Regions from separate parts of the Homo sapiens genome. Here region 1 is linked to region 2. Evidence: read pairs that join two places in POLR2A ChIA-PET (ENCODE). Cell type or tissue: MCF 10A. All regions are shown on one strand. Region 1 has its middle 130 kb from the start of HS3ST3A1. Region 2 has its middle 140 kb from the start of COX10-DT.

The links. Peaks named below come from ENCODE experiments on the same cell type or tissue, not always from the same donor. Only the 100,000 strongest peaks of a DNase experiment are listed, where the experiment ranks them.
Region 1: POLR2A ChIA-PET joins it to region 2 with 5 read pairs; 2 of 35 experiments call an interaction of 5 or more read pairs at or near these places.

Annotation. Positions count from the first base shown.
Region 1 is chr17:13,725,310-13,730,309 of GRCh38, forward strand. No RefSeq gene overlaps it. Among named protein-coding and RNA genes, the nearest start is that of HS3ST3A1, 130 kb to the left of the region's middle. In MCF 10A, no CTCF peak of the experiment used is centred here; a DNase peak (open chromatin) is centred at 2,712.
Region 2 is chr17:13,929,282-13,934,281 of GRCh38, forward strand. No RefSeq gene overlaps it. Among named protein-coding and RNA genes, the nearest start is that of COX10-DT, 140 kb to the right of the region's middle. In MCF 10A, no CTCF peak of the experiment used is centred here; a DNase peak (open chromatin) is centred at 2,680.

The sequences.
Region 1 (5,000 bases), 200 kb before region 2:
ATTAATTTATTCAAAAAATGTTAGTGAGGGTCTTCAATAACTATTCTGTGTGCTGGAGACAGGGCAGTGACCAAAGTACTTGCTCTCAAATGACTTACATTCTCCTGGAATGACAGACATAAACAAATAAAAAGTGTAATCTGTAGCATGGCAGAAGATGCAAAGTTCAATAAAGAAAGCTAATTCAAGGCAAGGGGGATGGGGCTTGCTGGACAGATAAGCTGGGGTAAAGGTGTGGTCTGCTGTTTTTATATAAAGGGGTGAGAGATGGCCCCACTGACTGGGTGGCATTTGAAGAGAAACTCCAGGAATTGAGGAAAGGAATTGACAGAATTTACAGGTATCCAGTGGAAAAGCTTTTCAAGGCAAGGCACCCCAAGGGGACAGCAGGGGCTCCAGGAAGGGAGTCCCTTCACAGAAAGCCACACTGATTACATCCTTAGAGCACAAGCACATGGCATACCCCAGAGAGGGCAGAGCCAGACTACAGCCTTCCAGTGACTCGTCTTGTCCTGGCTTCCTAAACGCACACTCTCCAGAGACTTTGACCCTTTCAACTCCCTCCAGCATTTTTTTTCTGAAAAATCTAGATTGCACTTGTGCCTTTCACCCTTCTAAAAACAGATTCTACATTATTGTCACCTTATTATTATTACATGTGTAAGCTTACCTTTCCTAAAGAGTTATAAGAAACTTGTAAGAGAATCACATCTTAAGGCCGGGCACGTGGCTCACGCCTGTAATCCCAGCACTCTGGGAGGTCAAGGTGGGCGGATCACCTGAAGTCAGGAGTTTGAGACCAGCCTGGCCAACATGGTGAAACCCCATCTCAACTAAAAATACAAAAATTAGCCGGGCATGACAGTGGGTGCCTGTAATTTCAGCTACTCAGGAGACCGAGGTGGGAGAATCACTTGAACCCAGGAGGCGGAGGTTGCAGTGACCCAAGACAGTGCCATTGCACTCCAACCTGTGTGACAAAGTAAGACTCCATCTCAAAAAAAAAAGAAAAAAAAAAAAGAATCAGGTCTTCAGTCACTAAATGTATGGGATGGGATAGAATTAGCTCTTCAGCAGTAACATTTGCTATAGGATAATGGCTGATACTGATGGAGGACATGTGAGCCCCAAAATTGGAGCTTAGTACAGGAGGGTTCTTGGCTTTGCCAAGGGAAAGAATTCCAGGGCAAGCAGGTGGTTTTAGACAGCAATCTTTGATTGAATTGTACCGTTACCAGAAAAAGGTCCCAATCCAGACCCCAAGAATAGGTTCTCAGGTCTCATGCAAGAAATAATTTGGGGTGAGTACATAGAGTAAAATGAAAGTAAGTTTATTAAGAAAGTAAAGGAATAAAGAATGGCTACAATAGGCAGAGCAGCAGCATGGACTGCTCAGCTGCTTATACTTATTGTTACTTCTTGATTATATGCTAAACAAGGGGTGGATTATTCTTAAGTTTTCTGGGAAAGGGGTAGGCAATTCCTGGAACTGAGGGATTTTCGCCTTTTTAGACCACATACGGTAACTTCCAGACATTGCCATGGCATCTATAAACTGTCATGGCACTGATGGGAGTGTCTTTTGGCATGCTAATGTATTATAATTAGCATATGAGCAGTGAGAATGACCAGATGTCATTTTGTCGCCATCTTGGTTTTGGTGGGATTTGGCCAGCTTCTTTACTGCATGCTGTTTTATCAGCAAGGTGTTCATGACCTGTATCTTGTGCTGACATCCTATCTCATCCTGTGACTAAGAATGCCTTAACCTCCTGGGAATGCAGTCCAGTAGGTCTCAGCCTTATTTTACCCAGCCCCTATTCAAGATGGAGTCACTCTTGTTCAAACGCCTCTGACAGCACTGCTCCTTGTGAAGCAGTTCTAACTCCATAGGCAGTACATCTACAGTCAGCAGTCCATGGGCTCTTGGCAACTCTATACCTTCTTATACCCACTTTCATTTACATGCAAATGAAGGGGTGTATTAATGCAAATTGAGAGGTGGATTATTTCAAACGTTCTAGGAAAAGAATGGTAACTTCCAGGTCATTGCCATGGTAAAGAGTGGTAACTTCCGGTCATTGCCATGTCATTTGTAAACGGTCAGGGTACTGGTGGGAAAGTCTAATATTAATGAGCAATGAGGGTGGCTAGGGATCACTTTTGTGTCTGCCTATCCGTTCCCACCCATTTCTTCACTTTATCCTGTTTAGACTAGATCCTGTTTTGGTCAGCAAGGTTGACCAGAAAACAAGTCCTGCTGGTCTCCTACCTCAATGCTACTGCAGTTGTACCACAAGACTTGGAATTTATTCTAAGGCAATCAGAAAAATACATTCATCATTTTATCCAGCAAACACTAATACTTGCTTTGAGCTAAGGATGACTGTAGGCTTTGAAAGTTGGTTTATCAACAGCATCTTTAAAGGCGAGGTCACTTTGCTATGTAAATAAAAACTAAACAGAGCTTTTTAAAATTAATTATTTTTAACCGACAAAGATTATATATATTAATTATGTACAACATGATGTTTTGAAACACGTATTCATTGTGGAACGGCTGCATTGATCTAATTCACACATGCACTAATTCACATATTTTTGTGGTGAGAACACTGAAAATCTGCTCACTTAGTGATTTTCAAATATATAAGTCATCAACTATAGTCACTATGTTGTGCAATACATCTCTTGAGCTTATTCCTGTTGCCTAACTGAAATTTTGTATCCTTTGACCAATATCTCCCCAACCCCCTCAGTTACTCACCCTCAAGCCCCGGTAGCCACCATTCTATTCTCTGCTTCTATAAGTTTGACTTCCTTAGATTCAACATACAAGTGAGATTATGCAGTATTTATCTCTCTGTGTCTGGCTTATTGCACTAAATATGATGCCCTCCATGTTCATCCATGTTATCACAAATGACAAGATTTCCTTCCTTTTACAGGTTGAATAGTATTCCATTGTGCATTTATACCACATTTTCTTCATCCAGTCATTCGTTGATGGATGCTTAGCTTGATTGTATACCATGGCTGCTGTGAAAAATGCTGGAATGAAATTTTTTTAAAGAAAGATTTTCTGCATGAATGTTCTTTATAAAACATTCACTAAAACTCATCTTTCTCAACTCCTGATGCTGTTCATTTTTCTCAACATTGGCAGCCGTCTGCACCAATGAATGTGTTTGGGGAAAGGACTGTGAGTTACTCTTACCCTTTTAGGAGTCAGCCGTGTCAGGACAGCTCTAAAAACTATTTGTTGCTAGTAAATATTATTTCCTGAACAACAACAACAACAAAAAATCCCTTTTATATTTACTGCCCACTATAGTTTAATGACCTGAACAGTAGATTATAAGTAGTGATTCCGGCAGTCTCTATTCTTACGCTTTTGCCTCAAACTCCCAAACCCTCATTGGCAATGGAGCTTGCTCAAATTGCCCTGACCATTTTTCTTTTTAATTAGAGCTTTCAAAGAATGAAATAAATTGTTTTCTAAAGAGGATAATAGGAGGGACAGGAAAGTAAGAAAGACACGTTGCTGCATTAGAAAGTAGAACAAATGTCAATGCTCTCTGACCAGCATCTCCATTTGCTGCATGGACTATAAAATCTTTTAACAGCAGCGGGAAGTGAGTTCAGAATGACTAACCTTTCACCGTGTGTCACTAACGAGGGAGGTTATAGCAGATTCCATTCCCATTAAATGATATTATAGTGACATTCCATGGTCATTAACTAAATGTGCTAAATGTTGTTTTCCAAGACTGAGTTTGAAGGTACAGGAGAGAAGGTATCTTCTCTGGAGATAATTAAATGATATCCAATGATGTAAACTTGCCTGCCATTTGACCAATGGATACTTGTCAAGTAAACTGAGATCAGGAAATGTTCTCTAGATGAAAAATATGTCCAAAGAACCCCACTCTCTAATCCCCCTTGTTTTTAACTGGCCTGGGTTTTTTTTTTTTTTTCTGACTTGAATTGTAGTATAAAGACTTGCCATTAATTTCCATGTATATATTCTGGTTAAACAGATCAGAGTAGCAAATAATTAGTGACTCATTATATCCAAATATGTACATTATGCCAGAATATTTTTGTAAACAAATGTCCCCTTTTACAGATTTAGCATTTTTAAAGTTATTCTTCATAATATTAATATCACCTTTTTTAGATGGGGAGAGGTGAGATTCTGTGAAGTAGAATAGCTGATGAATCTGATTACGTGTCTTTTGTACTTTTTCCCAATTCCAATCCAACTATAAATGACTTTGCTTGAGTGTAGAGTTGTTAGAACAAAGTCAAGGGGCTCCCAGGGAGTGTTTGCAGAGTGAGGGCTTCTGTCTTTCCGTCCATGGGTTGGCACAGGGCTTGCTATGTATAAATAAAGCAGCACAAGACAGTGACCCCTCTAGGCCCCTTAAGAGTCAGGAGCCTGGCCGCGTGTGGTAACTCATGCCTGTAATCCCAGCATTTTGGGAGGCCGAAGTTGGCAGATATTTGAGGTCAGGAGTTCAAGACCAGTCTGACAAACATGGTGAAACCCTATCTCTACTGAAAAATACAAAAAATTAGCTGGGTGTGGTGGCAATGCCTGTAATCTCAGCTACTCAGGAGGCTGAAGCAGGAGAATCACTTGAACCCAGAAGGTGGAAGTTGCAAGTGAGCCGAGATCGCGCCATTGCACTCCAGTCTGGGCGACAGAGCGAGACTCTGACTCAAAAAAATAAACAGGAAAAAAAAAAGAGTCAAGAGACTGCCAGAGGGGAAGAATTTAAGCATCAATTTTGCTGGAAATAGCTTCACCTAAGAAGATCCATATACTCTATTAGTGAGTTGAATGGTGCTCCCTCCAAAAGATATGTCAATGTCCAAATTCCTGGAACCTGTAGATGTTACCTTACTTGGAAAAACGTTTGTAGATATGATTAAGTTAAGGATCTTGAGATAAGAACATGCTGGATTACCCACGTGGCCCCTAAACTCGCAGACAA
Region 2 (5,000 bases):
CCACAAAAGCCAAAGAGATTAGGTAACAATTCAAAAGAGGGCAGAGCTTTAGACCCAAGAAGACCATCACTCTTGAATCTTCACAAGGAAAATGGAAGACCTCCACAAAAGGGGTGAGTAATACATTTTTCCGGGTTCCTAAAGGGGTCTGAGTCTTCTCTAGATCTTTTCAAACAATACTGAATATGGCAAAGAGGAAGAAGAAGTAGGAAGAGTAAAAGTAAAATGGGAGAACAATTTTTAAGAAAGGAAATGAACAGAGGCATTAAGCACATGTGTTCTTTTTTTGAAAAAGATGTTTTAGTCCACTAAAATGTTTCCAAAACAGGATCTAAAAAGAAAAAGCAGAAAGGACTTAAATTTTATATATGTATGTGTGTATATATATATTTATATATAGTATATATATTTATTTATATATGTATATGTATATATATTTTATATGTAAATGTGCATGTGTATAGGTATGTGTTTATATGTAAATATATATATTTATATTTTATATAAATCTATCAGCTTTTAATTAAGCTGACTTCTAACAGTAGGACTCTTTTTAAAAATTTTTTCAAGTAATTTATTACCAGATTTTAGCTGAGAGAAACAGCTGATATTTCAAGTCAACAGAAATATCAAACCAAAAGGGACCGATTCCTCATTAGGAAGACAACCCAAGCCATGATGGGAATTTTAACCACCAAACTACAAAATGGACTAGCCTCCATGTTAATCCTGAATGGAGTTCAAAGTGGGCAGTTTGAGTGTAACTGTTTTAGGTCAGATTTTTGATCTTTGACTTAGTCAAGATAATTTTTAAGGGTAGCCATGACACTATTATAGCTCCTTCTTTTAATTTGATCTTCCCACCAATTGTTAAGAATAAGAGATCTCTAAAATCCCTTTCTTTATTGTTAAGAATAAGAGATCTCTAAAATCCCTTTCTTTAAAAAGGATTCAGGTGTCCAAAGGATCAATCTTTTGGTCATTGACAATTAGAATTTTCAGTGGTATATTTAATCCCAATAGCAGCTCAATTCAGTAGCTCACTCAATTTCAGTGAGTGACATCAATGAACAGCCACATGCTTCTAATAGTGTACACACCATACTCTGGGGAACATGGCCTCCATATAGACCAACTTGGTATCCAAAAAGGAAACGAAGTCTGTTTGTATGATCCCTTCTTAGGGGATGCTTGTCATTGTCTGACCATTGCTGAATTCTTTAATTTTCCATTGTTATATAGCCAGATACAGAATTTTGCCAAGGATTGATACCAAGCTTAACAGTTTAAATAAACCAGATCTTTGCTGTTCCCCTAAATGGAGATCATCCAAACATTGTCAATTGCTGTACTAGCTCTCAACACACACACACACACACACACACACACACACATACACCGTTATTACAAACAGTGATGGTTACAATCAACTGATCCCATGTTACGTGCCAGTTCCCCTGCACTCATTCTTTCCAGTCCTGACAGCCCTAAAAACTATGTATTATCACCATTTTAAAGATGAGGCAATGGAAGTTTAAAGAGGAGGCTTAAGCCTTTACTCAAATACACCTGTATTTGAAACTAAACTCTGCAACTTACTTACTAGTGGCAGAATTGAGTTCCATTGTTCTATGAACTTTGCTAAATCTCACCCTGGAAAACCTCATACCTTGTAAATATACAAAATATTTTCTTTCCTATGGCTTTTAAATTTTCTAAAACTATCTACTTTTATAACTACCTGGAAAGTGTAGTAGATGCCGTTAGTTGCAATCCAGCACCCATTCTCCACTCTTCCTTCCCAAGAGAATGCCAGTTTCATTTAGGTCTGTATCATGCATATCACAGGACGCAGGAGAATTTGACGCCACTCTGAAATCCAGGGGTAGGCCTGACTGGGCTAAAGCTAAACCACTCCTCCTGGTCAGTGGTTGGTTTGGCCTTGAGCATGTGACCTACTTCTAGACAATGAGACATAATGAGAGGCCTGTCAGAGGCTTTGGAAAACTTCTCTTTATTCTGAAGAAAGCCCCAGGAAGTTACTTTTCCAAGGGTTGTAAGCAAGCAACTTGTAAACTTGATTGCTACCAGCAGCTGTCCTAAAACCACAAGCGGAACCAGTCTTAAAGTGAAGCCAAAACTGTGGCTTGCAGAGCAAAAAAACAGAAGTGAATCACATGGGTCCTTGATGACATCATCAAACAGCACTGAAGGCTACCCTATCCTGGACTTTCTCTTTATGAGCTAGTAAATTCTGTTTATTAGACATAAATCCATTTAATAACTTTCTAAACCAGTTTGAGTTCTCTTTTCTGTTGTTACAGTCCAAAAGACCCTAATTGAATACTGACAATAATACAGCCAATATGGTAGACAATGGTTTAAAAAAAAAAAAAAGGCTAAAATGGAGCACAAAATGAAGTAAATGAAGTGGGAAATCTGCCCATTGGGGGATAAGGAGACCACCAGATGAAGGAGTAAACAAACTCTTTGGGGTAAATAATCATGACTATGTCCTTGGCATCAACTGTCTTCATTAAACAAATCAGTAGTTTTCATCATGTTGCTCTGACACCAGCAGCATCAGCAACACCTTGGAACTTGTTAGAAATGCAAATGCCTGAGCTACGCCCCAGCTCTAGTGAATCAGACAGCCTGGGGTGGGGCCCAGCCATCTGTGTTTTAATAAGCCCTCCAGGGGATTCTTACGCAAGCTCAAGTGTGAGAACCACTTCCTTAAATGTATTGGGAAAAGTGAATTTGCCTGAGTCGTTCTCATTATTAACTATTAGCACTTGACTTGAAGTCAGAGTTTAGAACCTGCTGTCTTTATTCCAAATTTTTAGTGTGGGGGTCTCAGATCCTCATGTGTTTAGAGTCTTGAGTCACTGAGTAGCCGCTTCTGGCAAACTGAATCTTGTGCATGTTGACCTAAAGCCAAATTAGAACTCCCTTTACTGCTGTTAAGAAACCAAACTTTACAAAGCACCAGTCCACCCTGCAGAGTAAATAGAAACAGTTTTATTTGGTACTGGAGGCACATAGAGAAGTGTGGTATTTTCTACCTCTTTAAATTGCCACTTCTGGAACATTTCTAGTGTAGTTTTGGGCTGGCTAAGTATAGATTTTTAAATTAATGTATTTTTTTCTTGCTAAGTAATTTTATGGTTTGAAAAATTTTCTTTAATATGCAATTGGGAGGTTTAATGCTCTAAGCTCCATGAATATTTCTGTAGAGCAACCTGCTCATAGACAATTATTTTAGCAGTATCCTAGGAATGATCAGTATCATTAACACAGTGTAATCATGTTAAAAGGAAAGTGTCTTTCACCCAGGGAATGTAGCATGTGGTTAGTGTCTTGATAATTAACCCATTGCCCTTGAAAAAAACCCATTGAAGGTAATCAGAAGCAAAGACAATTAACTCCTTTCAAACAATTTCCTTTGTATCTTTACTCCCATCTTAGAAAGGAGATTCCAGAAGGACTTGAAGGAAACAAGAAGACAGGGATAGTTAGATCACGTCAGAGGTGCTGATGAGGCCACTGTGCCAATGAACGTTAGGTGTGCTGCCGGATGCGAGGAGGTTCTCTCTCTTTTCGTGATTCTACTCTATTCCTGTGACACCTCAGAAACATCAGGTGCCATGGCTTCCAGACAGGTGCTTTTTATTAGGCCCCAATCCTCAATCACTCCCCATTTCATCACCTGTAAAATGATGATATGCCTCTTTTGGAGGCTGTTATCAGGATTCAATGCAATAACTATATGCAGAAAAGATTTATAAACTTACAGTGTAGACTCATATAACACATTTTTGTTGGCAGTTCCTACTTTGACGGCTTCCTTTCAGAGGTTTCTGTTCCTTCCATCAGAGCACTTCAACATGTATAGTAAGTCACTCTGCACAGGAAAGATAAAGATAATATCTGCTTCTTTTTTTCTTTTTTTGAGATGGAGGTTCAATCTCGTTGCCCAAGCTGGAGTGCAATGGCACAATCTCTGCTCATTGCAACCTCTGCCTCCCAGGTTCAAGTGATTCTCCTGCCTCAGCCTCCCGAGTAGCTGGGATTACAGGCACGTGTCATCACACCCAGCTAATTTTTTTCTATTTTTAGTAGAAACGGGGTTTCACCAGGTTAGCCAGGCTGGTCTCGAACTCCTGACCACAGGTGATCTGCCCACCTCGGCCTCCCAAAGTGCTTGGATTACAGGTGTGAGCCACTGCACTCGGCCCATATCTGCTTCTTAATATAAGGGACTGGAAGCCTGTGATATAATTTCAAGTTAAAACAGAGTCATGTTAAGTTACTAAAAACTGCCATTCCATGTGATGAGAGAAGAATGTTCAGAATGCTTCAAACAACACTGACGGCTGTCCTATGATGGACTTCCTCTTTATGAGCTAGTCAATTCTGTTTATTAAATGTAACTCTTGTTGAGATAGGTGCGAAGTGCCAGGGAATGATTTCCAGAGGGTATGAAAATATTTGAGGAATTGAGCAATGTTTAGAGTTAGCCAGGTGAAGGAGGGACAGGAGAGTAAACAGCATGAACAGCATGTGCAAAAGATTGCGGAAAAAAACTGGAACACACAGCCCATCTGGGGAAATGCAAGTAGCTCAGAAAGGTTAGAGTATAGAATGTGTTGGGAGGGGAGTTGGGTGGGGAATAGCAAAAGGTAGAAGTGGAGATAGGAGCCTGCTTTGTAATAAGCTTGTTTGCAACCTATTTCAAGGGTTTATGACACACTCAGACACACATGCACACACTAAACCATAGAGACAGGGTAAGCCAGAGGCAGGGCCAGAAATAACCAGATCGAATGTTTGCCCGATTATCTATTTTAACTTGGCTTTTTATTAAATTAAACAGAATCTCTCCGGGATGGAAATCCTTGGCTCTTAGGTTCATTGGGTCCCTTCTGCACCAGTCTCTGCCAGTTTCATTGAGTCTGTTCTGCACCAGTCTGTTGGTTTCAATATCCCACCAACTCCTA